Linked DNA regions of Mus musculus: region 1 is linked to region 2. Evidence: chromatin loops called from intact Hi-C (ENCODE). Cell type or tissue: heart. All regions are shown on one strand.

Region 1 (4,000 bases), 94 kb before region 2:
GGGCATCATCCTGAGTGAGGTAACCCAATCACAAAAGAACTCACATGATATGTACTCACTGATAAGTGGATATTAGCCCAGATACTTAGAATACCCAAGATATAAGATACAATTTGGGAAACTCATGAAACTTAAGAAGAACGAAGACCAAAGTGTGGACACTTTGCCCCTTCTTAGAATTGGGAACAAAACACCCATGGAAGGAGTTACAGAGACAAAGTTTGGAGCTGAGACAAAAGGATGGACCATCTAGAGACTGCTATATCCGGGGATCCATCCCATAATCAGCCTCCAAACGCTGACACCATTGCATACACTAGCAAGATTTTGCTGAAAGGACCCTGATATAGCAGTCTCTTGTGAGACTATGCCGAGGCCTAGCAAACACAGAAGTGGATGCTCACAGTTAGCTATTGGATGGATCACAGGGCCCCCAATGGAGGAGCTAGAGAAAATACCCAAGGAGTTAAAGGGATCTGCAACCCTATAGGTGGAACAACATTATGAACTAAACAGTACCCCCTGAAGCTTGTGTCTTTAGCTGCATATGTAGGAGAAGATGGCCTAGTCGGCCATCAGTGGAAAGAGAGGCCCATTGTTTGCACAAACTTTATATGCCTCAGTACAGGGGAACGCCAGGGCCAAGAAGTGGGAGTGGGTGGGTAGGGGAGTGTGGGGGAGGGTATGAGGGACTTTTGGGATAGCACTGGAAATGTAAACGAAGAAAATACCTAAAAAAATTTTTTTAAAAAAGAAGTTGTACAGCAAGAAGGAATACCCATACATTTCAGACTCCAGTCTTCTATAAATTCCATCATTGCCTGTGCCTATTGTTTAATAATAAAATAAAATGAAATACAGAGCCTGATGCTTGACTATTCAGGGCAGAAGCTATGAAACAGTAACTGCATTTGCTAAAATATCCTGAGGCTTCAAGAGCTTCAAAACTGGCTTTCAGCATTCCCACTGATGTCTGCTTAGGATAAATTAGCAAGAAGCTTACATAATAAAAACGTGCCACAAAATTGTAAATTTTGAATTTAATCTCAGGAGACTGGGAGGAATTATCAATATGGAGACTGCCCATGGACCTTAGAAATGCTACTATATTAGTCACGTCTTCTCCCTTAGGTAAGCTGTTTAAAGGAAGAACTTTTTATTTCAGTTCAGTTTCAGCCTTTAGGTTGCCATGAATCGGGGCATAAATGGAGAGCAGGCATGGCAGGGCAAAGCTACTCATCTCATGATGGTCAGAAAACAGAGAAAGAAGAGGACACCAAAAAGACACAGCTTTCAAAACACACCCTGACCTAAGTCTCCAATAGGTCCCACCTGTTGCCTACCATCACGTCCTAATAATGACATTAGAACTGAGACCATCAATGGATTAATCTACTAAGTAGGTCACAACCTTCATGATCCCATCCCTTTCCCAAAACTCAGTTCTGAGCATTGCATCGACACAAAGCTGTCCATACATGATTATGGGGAGGAAACATTATACCCAAACCATACTGATCATGTAGGACAGATTTTCACTGTGTATCCTAAAGTTTTTTAAAATTTAATAAAAGTCGATATCAAACATTAAAAAAAAAAAAAGTGCCCTTTCCTACTCTGCTGTTCAGAGTCAATTCTTTTTTTTTCCCCTTCCCCCCTCCCCTTTTTTTTAAAATTTCATTTTTGGCTTTTCTTGACATTTTGGCTTTTCTGTGTGGACCTGGCTATCCTGGAACTCACTCCGTAGACCAGGCTAGCCTCGAACTCACAGAAATCCACCTACCCCTGTCTCCCGAGTACTCGGATTAAAGGCATGTGCCACCAGCGCCTGGTCAGTTTCTTGAATCAATCAGCCAGTTTCACCACACTGTACTGTATCGGAGCTTCGCATTGATTTAAGCAGCTGCATCGACTGCCTGAGCCTCCGTCTATCTTGAAAGGGAGAATCTAAAGCACATTCTCCTCGGGACTTCTTTTAAAAGATCTGTTTTCTTTTTAATTATTTGTATGCACGGGGAACTGTGCAAATGAGTGTGGGTGCCCATAGAGCCAGGAAGGCATGGAGCCTGGAGGGGTTGTTACAGGCAGTTGTGAGTACCCTTGTGTGGGTGCTCGGCACTAAACTCAGTCCTCTGCAAAAGCAGTATGCATTCTTAACACCCGAACCACCTCTCCACCCCTCCTCGGGACTTTTGAGAATTGAGTGAGAGGTGTAGTTCTCTCCCCTTAGTCGTCCTCTCACAGACGCGAATTTTACTCTCTCCCAGTCATCTACGAACTAACAGCGCCACCTGGTGGTGTGGAGGCTCTTATCTTTGGCGGGGTTACAGGGAACTAGACTTAAAAAGGAGTATACAGAGAAGGTTTCTCACTGGAAGAGAGAGACCTGAGGAATATTTAGTCTTGTCTGTGGGTGTCATGGATTTTCAAAAAACGTGGTTCTGTCTGAGCACCGTTATATCTGTGGAACGCTATATGTAAAAGGACAGGGAAGGTCTGGGGTTACTGGAATCTAGCCTGAAGTCAGAAAGTATTCAGTCTCTCTGGGCAGTATCAAGGATTGGTCTAGCCCCTACTTGGGTACCTGTGTAGTTGGGATGATGTTTAGGAATGTAAATGGATGAAAATATTCAACTTGCTGCTTTACAGACAAGAGCCTAAATTAATCTAGTTTTTTTTTTTTTCGTTTGTGTGTTTGGTTGGTTTGGTTTGGGGTTTTTTGTTCATTTTGTTTTTTATTTTTTGTGGTTTGTGGGGGTTGTTTTCTTTTTCTGTTTTGTTTTGGTTTTTTTTGTTGTTGTTGTTGTTTTTGCTTTTCAAGACAGGGTCTCTCTGTAGAGCCTTGGCTGTCCTGAAACTTGCTAGGTAGATTAGGGTGGCCTCAAACTCATAGAGATCTGCCTGCCTCTGCCTCCCTAGCCCTGGTATTAAAGGCATGTGCCACCACCACCACCACCCAGCTTTTGAATCTACCTTTAAAAAAAAATAAAAGTCCTCAGTAAATATATAGCAATAACATAATGTTATTCTGAATACTATATATAAATGTAAAATGAGCATAGATATAGATAGTTACAAATACAAGCAAATTATATAGATGATATCTGTAACATACGAATAATCTAGGTATATATGAGAGATAAGAGATTGTAAAGACATAAATGGCATATCGATTATTCAGATAGACAGATAGCAGGCTGGCAGAATGGGCCAAGTGCTCACCTAGCATCCACTAACTGAGTTTAATTCCCAGCTCCGCACAACTGAGCATTAACTGAGCGTGGTGGCACACACCTGTAACGGCAACACTTGGGAAGTGAAGGCAAGAGGACCAGGAGGTCACGGTTATCCTTGGAGTGTGTGTGTCTGTGCTTGTAGGTGTGTGTATGTGAGTATGTGTGAGAGTGTGTCTGTGTGTGTGAGTGTGCCTAGGTGTGTGTGTCTGAGTGGGTGAGTGGGTGAGTGGGTGCGAGTGTGCCTCTGTGTGTGTGTGTGTGTGTGTGTGTGTGTGTGTGTGTGTGTGTGTGTGTGTAAAATACACATGATAGGGATGTGAAATAGATATAGATCTTACTGGCATGGTGAAGTATGCATGTGATTCCAACATTTGGAATTTTTGCAGTTTCAAAACCTCACCTCAAGAAAAAGAAAATTTAGGTCAAGCATGACACCACATGGCTTTTAATCTCAGCACTCAGTAAACAGAGACAGGAGGATTGCCACAAATGGGAGCCAGTCTGGTGTAAGTTAAAGGCCAGCCAGAATAACAAGGAGATCCGTCCTTTAAAAAAAGAAAAAAAAAATAGATGCAGATAACACAGAGAAGACAAATGCCACCCCATATGATGTAGATATCTTAGAGAACCAAAGTCTTTCTGGATGTGGTGGTTCTATTGTATCAGCACGGGGGAGCTAAAGCAAGAGGATGGTCACTCCCTAGACTACATAGTGCAACTTGCAAAAAGGACTAAACCTGCAGATTAGGGAACCTGGTGTACAG
Region 2 (4,000 bases):
AGTGCACATGCTCAGGCAAACCTAGCCACAAATGCAAAGGCCCAGTTATGCACTCACAGTAACAGAAACATATAAACCCACACTTGTAAATCTGCAAACATCAGCAGGCAGGTACTCACCAGCAATAGGAAGAACCTTTAGTAACAGACACAGAACAAGCATTACACACACTCAAGAATCCAACATGGTGCACATAATCCCGGCGCTTGAGAGGTATAAGCAGAAAGATCAAGACTTCAAGGTTGACCTTGATTTCACAGAGAGATGCAGGCCAGCCTGGGCTACATGAGACTGTCTTAATAAAGAAGAAAATAAACTAACATGCCCAGACTAGTACAAAAGATTCTCACATAGGCAAACATTCAGATTGTTGAGGAAAGATGGACCAGAACACCTCGAACCACAGATGGACAAAGATCCGAGTCTTCACTTTTTCCTAGTCTGTGACTACTACCATTTCAAGAACCCTATGCGGCGCCCGGTCGCCCCCCGGTGGTGGTTCCTGAGAACTGGGTACAGTTCAATCCGGGCCACAAAGTTTTTTTTTTTTTTTTTTCTTTCAAAAAACAAATCATTGTGGTCAGCTGGGAGGAGAGAGGAAGTCCGACGTGGGCGAGGGGCGGGGTGTCTGGACTGGAACCTCGGGCCCACGTGAGTGTCTGTCCCGCTGCTGAGTGGGTGCTGTGTGTCTAGGTTGCTGTGGTGTGAGCTTGTAGCGTGAACTGTCTTAGCTGAGCTTTGTCGCACGATGCTGCATGCTTGTGCCACACCTACACTGCCGTTTGAAGTCTTATCCTGAATTGATGCTTTTGGCCTGTCACGCCTATTCATTTATTGTGGGATGTTTGCGTGTGTCTAATAGAGAGTGTTTGTGGCTTTTGTTGGGAGTTAAGGCTATAGATGTCGGTGCACATTTGCGTTGTGCGTCTCGGTGTTATTTCACTAAGTTTTTGTCTTCTGAGCAAAGGGCGACAGGTGTATGGATTAACACAACCTGTCGTAATTACGGATTCTCGTGTGCGAATTGGTCAGAGTAGACACAGCAAGATTGAGGTTGAGCAACAACGGTTTAATGGATTCGAGATGGAAAGCCGCGAACTTCTGCAGCTATGCCCAGAGCGGGAAGGCTCTATGGTTGCGTGCAGAGTGGCTTGTCTAGCAACCATAGAGAAAGCGCCCTGGGAGGTTGTGCATCAAAGGGAGGGGTGCGATTTACCACACAACTTTTCTCCCGTTGTTAGCCTAGCCCCTGCTTTCAACCCTTCAGCGCTCTCCAGGACCAATTTTGTTGTTGTTGTTTCTCATAAAGGCAACTGGGTTTCTAACAAACGATGAGTAACAGATCCACTTGATTTTCATTCCGTATTATACCCTGCTGTACGGAGAACTTTGAGAGGCAAGCCTCTCAAGAATGGCCAATCTAGTTCGCTTTTTCTAAAGCGCTCAAGCTCTGGCAGTGGTGAAATATAACAGTAACTGCGATTGGCGAACAGGTTGTTTTGAAACCGCCCTAACGGCAAGGGGCGGGGCCTCGGTGAATTAATCTCCTTCCGGTTCCCGAAAGGCAACAGGAAAGACGAGGGTTGGCCGGCCTCTTCCCGCCGCATTTGATTGGTTGTGGTGGTTTTACCCGCTTGGCCTCCGCGAGGGGGCGTGAGATGAAGACCAGTTAGAATGTGTTTTACAGAGAGTCTGAGGGAAGCACGGCGCGGAGAGACTGGGCGGTTGTTCTGAGATCTGGCTGCTAATGGCTCCAAGTCGTTACTCCCTTTCCTTCATTTGACTGTACCGCAGCGGGCGCGCGAGCGCTACCCAATCAGCGCTTGCTCCGCCTCTCGCCTTTTCCCGCCCTCCACTCTGGCCGCGACTTCAACGTAGGCTAACGCTTCCTCTTAGGCAGCTCCTGAGCCCTCTAGTACCGTTCTTTTGAAAGCCACACTGTGATTGGCTTGGTTCCCGGGCCCGCGCCCGTTGCCCCATGCGCTGACCAATTGAGACTCGTTTTACATCGTACGGTCCGGGCAAGGGGGAGGAGGCGGCGGCGGCCATCTTGAGCCGCCGCCGCCATTGGAGTGGCCCCCCCTTTTCCCCCTTCGCCTCCTGACAGGCAAGGTTTAGGGGGGACAGAGCCCTGGGAGGCCGGGCCAGGCTCGGGGGCCGCCCCGGGGGCCCGGGCCATGGATGTGCGTCGCCTGAAGGTGAACGAACTTCGCGAGGAGCTGCAGCGCCGCGGCCTGGACACTCGCGGCCTGAAGGCCGAGCTTGCTGAGCGGCTGCTGGCGGCGCTAGAGGCCGAGGAGCCCGAAGACGAACGGGAGCTCGAGGCTGACGACGATCCGGGGTTACCTGGGCACAACAACGAGGAGGTCGAGACCGAGGGGGGCTCCGAGCTGGAGGGGACCGCGCAGCCACCGCCGCCCGGGCTGCAGCCGCACCCGGAGCCCGGCGGCTACTCGGGGCCGGACGGACATTGTGAGAGTGCGCGGGGCGGGGGACCGGGGAGCCTGGAGTCCGGGCCGAGGACGGGCTGTGGGACGCGGGAGCTCGACTCCACAGAGATCCAGGAGATGGTCTGAGGAGCCAGGGATCCTGCCACCTGCCGTTGTAAAGGATCTGCGGCCAGGGCCTCGGGGCAGCCTGAGGGCGGATCCTGGCCTTCGGTGCAAGGAAAACCGTGTGGAGGGGGATGGATTTTATTTTAAGGCGACCAGGGTCCTAGCGGGCGGGCGGGGAGGATTTTATATCCTGGGATTCGGAGACTGGAAACTGCTTTGGGGTTCTGTTTTGTGGCTTTGAGTTGGAAAAAGTCGGAAGAACTAGACGTTTTAGGGAAAGGGGTGTCGGGGGGCGGCGTCTTGGAAAATGAGAGATTCTAGCCGAGCGGTGAGCTGACAGCTTGGGGTAGCCATGCTAGTCCACCGTTTGGGCTGAGTCTCAAAAGCTGGATTTTCAGGTAGCGGAAGAATGGCCTAGGGTGCAGGTCAGGGAGAATTTTAAGGGTAGAAGATCTTTGATTTTCTTCACGGATGGGATAAGATCTGCTTAGTGCTGGGGGTGGACTGGCACTTTGGACCTACGGGTGTCCAAGGCTGGGAAGAGTCTCCCAAAACATGGACTGAACTCTCCAGTGTGTGCCAGGTGGCCTTTTAGGAGGTAATGAAAGACCAGCAGATTTGGAAACCCCTATCCCCAACTCCTACATTTCCTCGAGGTTACAGGGTCAACCTTGAGGGCAGGTACAACTTGTATGTTTGGTACTGGGAGGTCTAGGCTATCTAGTTGGCTTCCAGAGGAGATTTGGGATCTAAATGGTGACAAGAAAGGACAGAATCTTCTCATGGACAAAGAAACTAGAGGGCCTAGAATTGGAAGGACTCAGGTTAGTACTCTGTGGTTTCTGCTGAGTGGCCTTGCATTCTTAACTATGGGTAGTTTTTGAAACAGGAGTTGTGGGGAATGAGTTGGTAACTCTGGTGGGACCCTTGTGTGTGCCAGGGATCATGTGGCTAGTCTAGCAGGTGTGGGGGAGGGAAGTGTGGAGGGTATGAAAAAGAAAGAAAACCTGTTGCTTTGGCTGGGGGCCTCATGATGAAGCAGAGGGAGTATTCCTTTCCAAGAGAGGGCTCCTGAGTCCCCAGAAATAGTTACTTGTATGCTCAGGGAGATGGGGTGCTCAGGGAATATGGGGGAACTTGATCTGCCCAAAGTGTCTCTAGTTAGGATTGGCATCAAAGAGCAGTCCTTTGAGTAAAGGAGACCCTGGTATGAGAGGGAATTTGGAACCAGACACAGTGGTGTCCAAGACTTAGAGTGTTTTTCTGAGAAGGCACTGTGGAGTTTGGGACTAAACAGTAAAAAGAGAGAAAAAATGAGTCCTCAAAAGAGTCTTGGGATTGGCATTGCTACTCAATTGTTCATAAGAAGTTGGATCCTGTAGAGGGGCCACCCTAGATGTAGAGTGTTAGGGATTACCCTGTGCTGGCAAGTCTTCCATGGACAA

The links. Peaks named below come from ENCODE experiments on the same cell type or tissue, not always from the same donor. Only the 100,000 strongest peaks of a DNase experiment are listed, where the experiment ranks them.
Region 1: it touches region 2 in a loop (2.4-fold over the local background); 6 of 42 quality-filtered maps call a loop at or near these places.

Annotation. Positions count from the first base shown.
Region 1 is chr7:25,846,459-25,850,458 of GRCm38, reverse strand. No RefSeq gene overlaps it. Among named protein-coding and RNA genes, the nearest start is that of Gm46015, 10 kb to the right of the region's middle. In heart, a CTCF peak has its summit at 2,286 (motif pointing left); a DNase peak (open chromatin) is centred at 2,288; H3K4me3 peaks cover 761 bases; H3K27ac peaks cover 659 bases.
Region 2 is chr7:25,752,813-25,756,812 of GRCm38, reverse strand. Hnrnpul1 (heterogeneous nuclear ribonucleoprotein U-like 1) reads left to right here and starts at 2,054. Exons shown (of 15, transcript NM_144922.3): 1 at 2,054-2,472. The coding sequence starts at 2,178. It overlaps Axl (AXL receptor tyrosine kinase), which reads left to right. Exons shown (of 20, transcript NM_009465.4): 20 at 1-313. In heart, CTCF peaks have their summits at 1,648 and 2,261; DNase peaks (open chromatin) are centred at 622, 1,672, 1,712 and 3,508; H3K4me3 peaks cover 3,662 bases; H3K27ac peaks cover 3,534 bases.